2 separate regions of the Homo sapiens genome follow, and region 1 is linked to region 2. Evidence: chromatin contacts called from ENCODE Hi-C or POLR2A ChIA-PET data. All regions are on one chromosome and are shown on one strand. Each heading gives the region's core, a stretch centred on a gene start or an enhancer-like site at or near the end of the contact. The rest is flanking DNA. Distances are from core to core; before and after follow the strand shown. Region 1 has its middle 18 kb from the start of EMP2. Region 2 overlaps LINC01290 (long intergenic non-protein coding RNA 1290).

Region 1 (5,301 bases), core at 882-3,381, 84 kb after region 2:
TTGGGAGGAGCCTAGAAGTGGGTACCACCTTCCTCCCCCACCCCTGGTTCCCTGGGGCTGGGACTCCTATTTGGAGAGAGGATCTGATCGGCTTAGCTTGGGTTATATGTCCACCCCCATGGCCATGGGGAAGCCAGAACCCCTTATTAGACACCCCCATCCCCCAGATCTGTACAGCATGGCCAAAGGGTAGTTCCCAAAAGGGAATGCATGCAGCTAGCAGAGAAAGGAGGACTGGGCACTGGGCAAACAGAAGCCACAGCTGTGCGCTCCTTTCCACCTGACTCCCACTTCCGACCTAGATTTTGATGCCTTTCTCTGCTGTCTGAGCCCCACTCGCCACCATTTCCTACCCACCCCAGGAGTTTCTGGGATACTGGGTGGCACCCATTTGTCACTTAATAGAATCATAAAACTGAGAGAAATGCCCAGGACCATCGTGTCACTGTTGCACTTTGGAGATGGGGAAACAGTCTGGCGTGGTGAGAAGCCATGGGTCCTAGAACTTTGTGCTTCTGATTTACCCACCATGGAATTCTGCTGCTTCTTTTAGGATTCCTGAAGGAATTCCTTGTCCCCCGCTCCCACCTTCAGCAGCTTCATTTCACCCATGTGGGTGTGGCCACAATGTAAGGAGATGGTTTTTCTTTTCCTTGTGCAACCCAGCTAAGAAGTTTGCATCACACGTCATGTTTCCCCATAGACATACTACAGCTTATGGAGCTGGCTATGCCTGGGTTTGACTGACTGTGTGACATTACACAGTCATTTAACCTCTCCGTGCCTTCATTTTCTCATCTGTAAAATGGGACTACTACTACTACTACTCCCTACCTCCTAGGACTGCGGAAAGGTTGAGTTCGAATACGCAAAGCACTTAGAATAACCCTTCGGGTATATTACCTTCAGAGTGGTGATGTGTAATTTGTAAGCCCCTACAATGACTTGCACACACTTCATGCTTTGAAACTCTTTGTGAATTTCTTTTGTTCCTTCATTCAACTAACACCTTTTGGGCATTTGCCAGGCCCAGGCACTCACAGTGAACAGGCCAGACAAGGTCCCCACCCTCTCTAGGGGTAGAGATAGACCATGGGGGGAAAAATCAATCAGTCAATAAGCAAGAAAACAAGACACTTTCAGTATGACAAGTGCTAGGAAGAAATGAAACAGGGTGACAGAGAGAGAGTGGTGAGGGCGCTGTTGAGGCAGTGATCTGGGAAGATCTCTCTGAAGGGTGACAGTTAGACTAGAAGAGTAACCAGCCATGGAACAAAAACTTCTTGTAGAGGACATAAACAGCAGGTGCAAAGTCCCTGGGGTAGGGAAGAGTCACGTGCGTGTGATGGAAAGGAGGAAGTTGCTATGGCTGGAATGAGTTGGGGGAATGAGAGATAAGGAGAAACCAGAGAGGCAGGCAGGGGCCACATTAAGCAGCTCTCCTTGACCATGGTAGGAATTTGAATTTGATCCTAAGGATGGTGGAAGCCTGTGAACAGCTGAAGCAGTGGAGTGAATGAGCCAATTCATGTTTTCTGGCTACTGTGGGAGAAATGGATTGGAGGGGACAAGATTAGAAAAGGAGAGACCAGTCATGAGGCTGTTGAGAAATGGTGAGACATATCCTTGGGTCCCTACAGAGCACTTAGCCAGGCACCTGGGGCACCTCATCAAAGAGCACTGCTCACAACCTGCAGGTGGTCCCTGCTTGTGAGGCTTCATCACTCCACGAATGAAAGAGGATAACTCCATACAACCTGGGGTGCCCTGGGCAGAGAACTGGAGGTGTGTCCCTGCCTGGAACCTGCTCCAGGATCAATCCTTTTTTTTTTTTTATGAGACGGAGTCTTGCTCTGTCGCCCAGGCTGGAGTGCAGTGGTGCAATCTCAGCTCACTGCAACCTTCGCCTCCTGGGCTCAAGCGATTCTCCTGCCTCAGCCTCCTGAGTACCTGGGATTACGGGCACCCGTCACCACACTAGGCTAATTTTTATGTTTTTAGTAGAGACAGGGTTTCACCACATTGGCCAGGCAGGTCTTGAACTCCTGACCTCAAGTGATCCACCTGCCTAAGCCTCCCAAGGTGCTGGGATTACAGGCGTGAACCACTGCACCCAGCCAGGAATCAGTCTTGTTCCAGCAGCCCTGCTAGGGCCCTGGCTCTGGCCTCTTTCCAACCTCCGGGGAGTGCCCAGGGCAGAAATCCGGCCCTGCCCACCCTGGGCTGCACACCGATAACCTCCCCAAAGGGAAGCCGTTTGTTTGGAAGGAAATGGTGCAGAATGAGCAGTGGCCACGCTTAAAATAGGGCTGGAGCCTGGTTTCCAGGGCTGAGCTGGGAGCGCTGGAGCTGAGATTTCAGTGGCTGAGACGTTCGGTGGCCTTTCCCGGGGCTGTGGAGATCAGATTCCGTTTGGCACCCTCTGCCTTGCCCCAAGGAGCTTCCAAGAGTTTTCTTGTAATGCCATTCTTGGGGCAATGCGCTAAGCATTCAGGGGCATAATCACTTTTTTTTTTTTTTTGAGATGGAGTTTTGCTCTTGTCACCCAGGCTGGAGTGCAGTGGTGCCATCTCGGATCACTGCAACCGCCGCCTCCCAGGTTCAAGCGATTCTCCTGTCTCGGCCTCCTGAGTAGCTGGGATTACAGGCACTTGCCACCACCCCTGGCTAATTTTTGTATTTTTAATAGAGACGGGGTTTCACCATGTTGGCCAGGCTGGTCTCGAACTCCTCACCTCAAGTGAAGGGGCATGATCACTTTTAATCCTCAGTCCTGGGAAGTGGGGGCATAATAAGCCCTCGTTTCAAAGAGCAGAGCACAGAGGTGTTGATGGGTTTAAAGTCCTGTCCAAGAGCGAGCTCCTCTCAATGCCTTGGGGGGATCCAGAGGAAGATGACAGTTCCACAGAGGGGTCTTTGGGGCTGACCCATGACACTTTACTCTCCCTGTCTCTACTTCCTCCTTCATTCTGGCATTTTCTTGTCCCCATCTCACCCCATGATGAGGAAGAGGGTTGGAAGTTGGGAATTATAATCACCTGGCTGCACCCTGGTAACACCTGGGGAACTTTTAAAAGATGCTGCTGCCAACACCCCACCTCTGACCAATTCAGTCAGGTACTGGGGTGGGGCCCTGGCACTGGTCTTTAAAAAAAAAAAAAAAAAAGATTTCCCCGGGGAATCCTAACATGCAGCCAAGGTTGACAGCCACTGCTTTAAAGCCTTTCCAATTCCAATCCTGCAGTTCCCCGCCTTGACGGATTGTCGCAAATCACCTGGGTAGATGTTATTATGAACTCACATCTGAGCTGCACCCCAGGCCAATTAAGCTAGGATCCCTGAGGATGGGGTCTGGGCACTATATTTTTGAAGAGCTCTCACAGGTGATTCCCAAGGGCAGGCAAGGTGGGGAAGCTCTGTGAGTCCAGTCTCGTAGGTGTACAGATAGGGAAACTGAGGCCCAGAGGAAGGTGGCAACTTGTCCAGGGTCACACAGCAGCTAGTGGAGTTCAAACCCAACACTCTAGACCCCCCAGGCTAGCACAGCCCTAATGCAGGAGGTCTAGGGGCCTACTGCCTGCTGTGATCGTAACCATCAGCCCTCGTGAACCTCACCCTTCTGTAATTCTCCCTTTGAGGATGGGTGGACCTGAGAATATACCGAGCTGTCGCTCCTGTGACTATATTACCTTTATTACCTTACTTAGCAAAAGGGATTTATTGGTTGAGTTTCAGTTCCTCAAAAGGAACTTATCCATGTGGGCCTAATCTAAGCACATAAACCTTATAGAAGCAGAGTATGGCCAGGTGCAGTGGTTCATGCCTGGAATCCCGAGTTGGGCAGATCGCTTGAGTCCTGGAATTCGAGAGCAGCCTGGGCAACATGGCAAAGCCCCATCTCTACAAAAAAGTACAAGAATTAGTAGGGCATGTTGGCACACACTTATAGCTCTAGCCTTTCAGGAGGCTGAGGATGGGAGGATTGCTTGAGCCCAGGGGGTTGAACTGCAGTGAGCTGAGATTGCACCACTGCACTCCAGCCTGGGCGACAGAATGAGACTCCATCTCAAAACAAACAAACAAAAAAAACCCCGCCACCCTTTCTGGTGGGTGGCCCATGGTCCCCTCCTGTGGCCAGGTAAGTACAGGCAAATGCAGCAAGGTTACTGCACCCAGTCTCCCCAACAAAGGCGTGACCCACCTTCTGAGGCTCTTAAAAAGACAGCTTTGCCCACTCACTCCCTTCCTTTATTCAAAAGTCCCAGAGACTTTCCCTGACCCCAGTCCACACGTGATATACTGCACCCCACCAAGCCCACCTTCCTTGATCCCTTTTTGCATCATCCTGTTGTATTTCCCCACAGCGCCACCTGAAATCATCTGCTTCATTTACTCATGTGTTCATTGTCTGCACTCACCCCCAACCCATAGCCACAAGAACCCAAACCCAGAAAGACAGGGACCTTGTCCATCTGGAGCCTAACGCAGTGCACCAGCCAGATCTGTGGGACTAGTGAGGGGGCAGCAGGGAGAGGGTTGGGTTGAGAGGGAGGGGAGGGGCCCGGGGCAAAGAGTTGACCCTGAGCCAGCTGCCTTATGCATCCCACCCCAGGATCCTGGGATCCGCTGAAGGATTCCTGGGTCCTCCAGACTTCAGCCAGGCTGTGCGCACTCCGTGCCTTTCAGAGAAGCCCTGGCAGGTCCCCTGGAAGTTCCTGGAGGGTCTGAGCTCAGAGACATGGAGGGAAGGAGGTGAGGCAGGGTGATCCCGACAGCTGCCAGGAGAAACTCCCTGCTCTCTTCCCGCAGGTCCCTTAGCTCAGTGTTTTTCAAATGATTTGTGGTGAAGGACCAGTCTGTGCATCTGTTTTCAGTTGCTGATTCATCACACACCAATACTTTCACAATTTACTATAAAAATCCCCCTGTGCCTACATGTCGCAGCAATGGCTAATTGCTATGTAGGTTTCCAAACCCTTACTCTGGGAACTGCACTCAGCTCTTGGGGAACAGATAACTGTTTGTGAACGGCTTGCAGGCCACACTTTGAGCTGTACAGATCTGGATATGCCAAGGCCCAGGATGGGTGGGTGGGTGTTGGCAGCTACAAGGGCCCTGACACCCGCCCAGAGGCTGGGCGTTGGAGGGATGAAGGGCAGCTGGTGAGGCGGGGACCTGACGCGCAAGCCTGTGTCCCCCAGCAGTAAAGAGTCAGGGCTGGGAAGTAGGAAAAGGAATCTCCTCTGTCCTCAAACCACAGGAGACAGGCAGGTAGGAGTGGGGAACTCCTCCAGCTCCGTC
Region 2 (5,091 bases), core at 2,586-5,085:
ATTTTTAGTAGAGGCGGGGTTTTGCCATGTTGGCCAGGCTGGTCTCGAATTCCTGACCTCAAGTCAACCACCCACCTCAGCCTCCCAAAGTGCTGGGATTACAGGCATGAGCCACCACGCTTGGCCATTTATAGTAATTTGTTATAGCAGCCCTAGCCTGACTAATACATTCCCTCTCCACTGGGAGCCATGGTTTGTTCAAAGAAATGATACCAGGCCCTCACCCCACATGCCATGGAGGTGGGTTCCCCTGCATACTCTTAGACACCCACATTTGCTGGGAGACATTTTACCCATCAATAACGAAGCTGCAAAGCCCTCCATCAATCCCGTCAAGAGCTCTTACCTCAATCAGATGTGCCCAGCATCATGAAAGCAGAGAGGCCTTATCCTGAATTGTCAGATGGCAGTCAAGGTTGCAAAAGCAGAGACAGACTAACGATCTTACATATTACCCATGACCACAAATCCAGGATGACAGACTGGAAGAACTGAACTGAACGTAGAGAGAAAAAAGAGGACGGGTGCGGTGGCTCATGCCTGTAATCCCAACACTTTGGGAGGTGGAGGCGGGTGGATCATTTGAGGTCAGGAGTGTGAGACCAGCCTGGCCAACATGGTGAAACCCTGTCTCTACTAAAAATTCAAAAATTAGCTGGGTGTGCTGGCGGTTGCCTGTAAGGAGCCTGAGGCAGGAGAATTACTTGAACCTAGGAGGCAGAGGTTGCAGTGAGCACTCCAGCCTAGGCGATACAGCAAGAGTCCATCTCAAAAAAAAAAAGAGACAGAGAAAGAGCCGTATAAGGAAGACAAATATAATCCTTGCAGTTCCTGCCTTTCACCCTCTTGAGACTTTGGGAGGAGGGGTGTGTATCTACCTTGATTTTCTATTGGTGTTGAAGGGGATCAGAATACATTACCCCAGAAGAGGCCACTTCGGCATAAGGATTATTTTGAGCTGAGGGCAACTGAGAAACTGCAGACAAAAAGAGCTCTCTACCCACTCCCTTTCTGCCTAAAAGCAGGGAAATTCCCCATGTAAAGATGTTTCTCTATACCAAGGCAGGGTGACTGGCACAGAGATGAGTTGGCATGACAAACATTACTAAACAACCCTTACCCACCACTTCCTAGTCATCTTTCCACAACTTACCAGCCCTAGGAACCCAAACTCTCCCTCCCTCCCTCTCTCTTTCTCAGATTCTCTGTCACCTAGGCTAGAGTGCAGTGACACAATCATGGCTCACTGCAGCCTCCAACTCTTGGGCTCAAGAGATCCCCCCACTTCAGCCTCCTGAGTATCTGCAACTACAGGCACACACCACCACTCCTGGGTAATTTTTTTTTAAAAATTGCTTTTTTTGATCATGCACAGTGGCTCATGCCTCTAATCCCAGCACTTTGGGAGGCCAAGGCAGGCAGATCACCTGAGGTCAGGAGTTCGAGACCAGCCTGGCCAACATGGTAAAACTCAGTCTCTACTAAAAATACAAAAAATTAGCCAGGCGTGGTGGCTTGTGCCTGTAGTTCCAGCTACTTGGGAGGCAGAGGCAGGAGAATTGCTTGAATCCAGAAGGCGGAGGTTGCAGTGAACCAAGATCATGCCATTGCACTCCAGCCTGGGTGACAGGGTAAGACTCCATCTCAAAAAAAAAAAAAAGGAAAATGGTATATAAGCCCCCAAGTCTAACCACTGCTTTGCATTTTTGCTCCTTTTATGTGAAGCCCCATGCATGTAAAAATATTAAAATTTGTATGTCTTTCCTCCTGTTCATCTACCTGTTGTCAGTTTAACTTACAGACTCCAGTCACAGAATCTAACAGGATAAATGAAGTTTTTCCTCTCCTGCAATTGAACTACGAGTGGTGGGACTGTGTCGGGGGAAGAACCCTCTCTACTGGAATCCAAACATCCAAACACACAGGCAAAGTCTAAAAAGACAGTAACCACAGGAGTTATGACAGATTTGCTACTTAGATAGTGGGAAAGGACAAAAATTAATTAAAATACAAATACTGGTCAACAAGCAAGGCCCTTTCATATAAACAATGAAATAACCATCCATTCTATACCAGGATACAATATTTTTCTGAAGTCTCTTTGAAAGAAACAATTTCCCATAATTTTGATACTAGGGTATGTGGGTGGTTTGTGGGGTGGGCAACCATTTGTCAATGCCATTAAGTTATTTATTTATTTTTTTCAGATGGAGTCTCACTCTGTCGCCCAGGCTGGAATGCAGTGGCACGATCTTGGCTCACTGCAACCGCCACCTCCCAGGTTCGAGCGATTCTCATGCCTCAGGCTCCTGAGTAGCTGGGACTACAGGCACATGCCACCATGCCTGGCTAATTTTTGTACTTTTTCAGTAGAGACAGGGTTTTACCATGTTGGCCAGGCTAGTGTCGAACTCCTGACCTCAAGTGATCCATCCACTTCAGCTTCCCAAAGTGCTGGTTTTACAGGCATGAGCCACCGCACTTGAATGAAGTAAACTTCTTTAAAGATGACAGTAAGTTTGATCTATATACTGATATCAAGGAACATATCAACAGATGCTGTGATCACTGGGGCAAGGACACACCTGGACATTCTTTTTTCTTACTCTGATGGAGGTAAATGCTGTCTGATCTATGAAAACAATCTTTCTACACCCAAGATTAAATAAAACTGTTTCTAACCCAGTTATGATTCTCTGGATTTGTGGGAACAGAATATCATAAATGCCATTGAAGAAGCTGGGATTGACTGGATTTAGCCAAGACAACACAAAAGCCAGATGGTATTTGATTTTTGCAACACAGAGGTTTAACTATTCAGATTCAGGAAAGTATTGAGCTTCCACGGGGAATTCCTAATGAGCTGAATAATCTGCAGGATTGATGTTCCAGATGCCTCTGAAGGGAGGACATGGGTCAGCACAGGAGACTCCCTAATCACAGCCAATGATCAATTCAAACTCATCTGACCACTATCGCAACAACGCATGATGGTAATTCTTTAGGATCATGGGGCATTCTCTGGACTACCCACAAATTACCCTAATCATCAATCCGCAGCTTGAAATCATTTCCCACTGGGCTAATTCTACTTATCTACCCCTTATCTCCTTACGAAAAAAAAAAAAATGTCCCATGAGCCAGGGACACTCACCTACCACTTGCTTGCAAATTGGGACCCATGAGTAGCAAGCAGAGAGATATTTGGGATAGTTAAGTAGTAGGATTGGAGGTCTTCTTTCAGGCTACTGGGTTCTGTATAAATCTAATCTGGTACAGCTATGGGCAGGAGTTATTTCTTGCAGCAAGATAGAGGCCAAACTTGGGTAGGTTGATTGTAACCCAAGACACAGAAGAAATTATTAGCAGTTGAACTAAGAGGTTTACCATATGGTAAAGGTTTGGAACATGCCACTCAGGCAACCCAAAACTCTGTTTTCACCTATTTGTTAAATTTTCATTCATCAGGGAACTATCGACCAATATGCCAGACAGTGTACCAGGCACTATCATGAATAGCAAGACCAGACAGAATCCCTGCCTTCTTGCAGCTGACCTTGTAGTGGGGGACACAGGAGGTTAACAAGTGAAAAGTACACACACGAGATTTCCAGAGAGCAGTGTCATACAGTTCACAAGGACACGGGCAAGGAGACATGAACTTTTATCTGGCCAAACCAGGTTGCTTTCATTTATAAAGGCCTTAATTGGAAACAGAAAGGTACAGATCCCAGGTCAAGGGGAAGGAAATAAGACCCAACTGCTGCTGGGGCTGGAATGTTTGTGTGTTCAACCTAGATTCAACAACCCGAATTTCACCCCTAAAAGACCTGAACAAACAATTTGGATAAATGCCCACCAGGTGGCAGGAGTGCCTCTTCCCTTCATTTCTGCAATTGAAATTAAACATGCACCTTATCCTTTAAAAAAAAAAAAAACCGTTTTGTTTTCATAAGCTATTTTTATCCTTTTCAATGTTGAAACCAGTTGATTTCACAATACTACTAAATAACATACTTAAAATACAGTGCCAATGTAGCAAGTCTCTAAGCTAGTATCTAGGTAAAATATGGCCCTTACCTTCCAGGCCTCCACGTTGATCTCAGTTGCTTTTGATTCTTAACTTGATTCACCAATCTTACCTGGAATTGCCTTACAAGTCAGTCAGCTTCTTTAAACTCAGAGTCCAGAGCTCTTCCTTGGCTGTGTTCTTAATTCCAGAGCTTCAGTTCTGCTTAGAGCCCAACATCCTTGCTGGCGGATTTTCTCATCAAGCAAAATGTTCCCTACTCTTTTCCGTCGTGCGTTCATCCTTTTATAAAATTGGAATTGAATGACGTCAATTAAAATAAATTAGTTTAAGCTGAAAATCCAACACAAGTGAAAAGTGTTCAAATCTCAATGAAACCATAGAAGCCATGCAGTCTATGTAGTCAACGATAACAAAGCTTATCTGATGGACTAAGTTGAATGTGGCCAAATAAATCACATAGGAAACCTCAACTCTTTTCTGCTCCCTTTGAAAATATAAAACAGGACGAAGGTTTCCAGAGCATTGCAGCAGGATGCAGTCATGGAATAAGAGAGAAAATCTTCAGCCAGGTGTGGTGGCTCACACCTGTAATCCCAGCCTTTGAAAGGCGGAGGCGGGAGGATCACTTGAGGTCAGGAGTTTGAGACCAGCCTGGCCAACATGGTGAAACCCCGTCTCTCCTAAAAATACAAAAAAAAAATTAGCCGGGCGTGGTGATATGCACCTGTAGTCCCAGCTACTAGGGAGGCTGAGGCACAAGAATCGTTTGAACCCAGGAGGCAGAGGTTGCAGTGAGCCGAGGTTGTGCCACTGTACTCCAGCCTGGGTGACAGAGTGAGACTCCATCTCAAAAAAAAAAAAAAAAAGGAGAGAAAACCTTCAGAAAACTCAGAGTTGCTGAGAGCACCAGAACTTAATCAGGAGAGGGGCTGGGGGAAGCACATGGGGTAACCCCCAGAATCTTGCTCTGGGCTAGAGAAGGCTCAACACACAGCAAGGAGAATATCAGAGAAGAGGCTGAAGGGGAGACTTCATAGGAGACAGGCGCTGGAGGAATC

What was found. A loop is a pair of places that touch in the nucleus more often than their neighbours do. ChIA-PET counts read pairs that join two places held with the same protein, here RNA polymerase II (POLR2A). Pooled maps may share reads with other maps.
Region 1: a loop to region 2 is called in a map with no recorded cell type, with 4 times the contacts of the local background. The contact joins two enhancer-like sites. A Hi-C loop is called at or near these places in 11 of 168 maps with a recorded cell type or tissue (A673, Caco-2, HepG2 and 8 more), 2 of 37 single-sample maps with no recorded cell type and 12 of 50 pooled maps. POLR2A ChIA-PET finds 5 or more read pairs at or near these places in 5 of 52 experiments (BJ, H1, HepG2 and 2 more).

Annotation. Positions count from the first base shown.
Region 1 is chr16:10,596,125-10,601,425 of GRCh38, forward strand. No RefSeq gene overlaps it. Among named protein-coding and RNA genes, the nearest start is that of EMP2, 18 kb to the left of the region's middle. RefSeq lists enhancers at 1,108-1,402, 3,933-4,022. Within about 2 kb of position 2,132, at least 6 of the 41 ENCODE cell types and tissues checked have a DNase peak (open chromatin) inside an H3K27ac peak, as active enhancers do.
Region 2 is chr16:10,510,921-10,516,011 of GRCh38, forward strand. LINC01290 (long intergenic non-protein coding RNA 1290) reads right to left here. Exons shown (of 2, transcript NR_149081.1): 2 at 3,922-4,312. Among named protein-coding and RNA genes, the nearest start is that of LINC01290, 15 kb to the right of the region's middle. Within about 2 kb of position 3,836, at least 6 of the 41 ENCODE cell types and tissues checked have a DNase peak (open chromatin) inside an H3K27ac peak, as active enhancers do.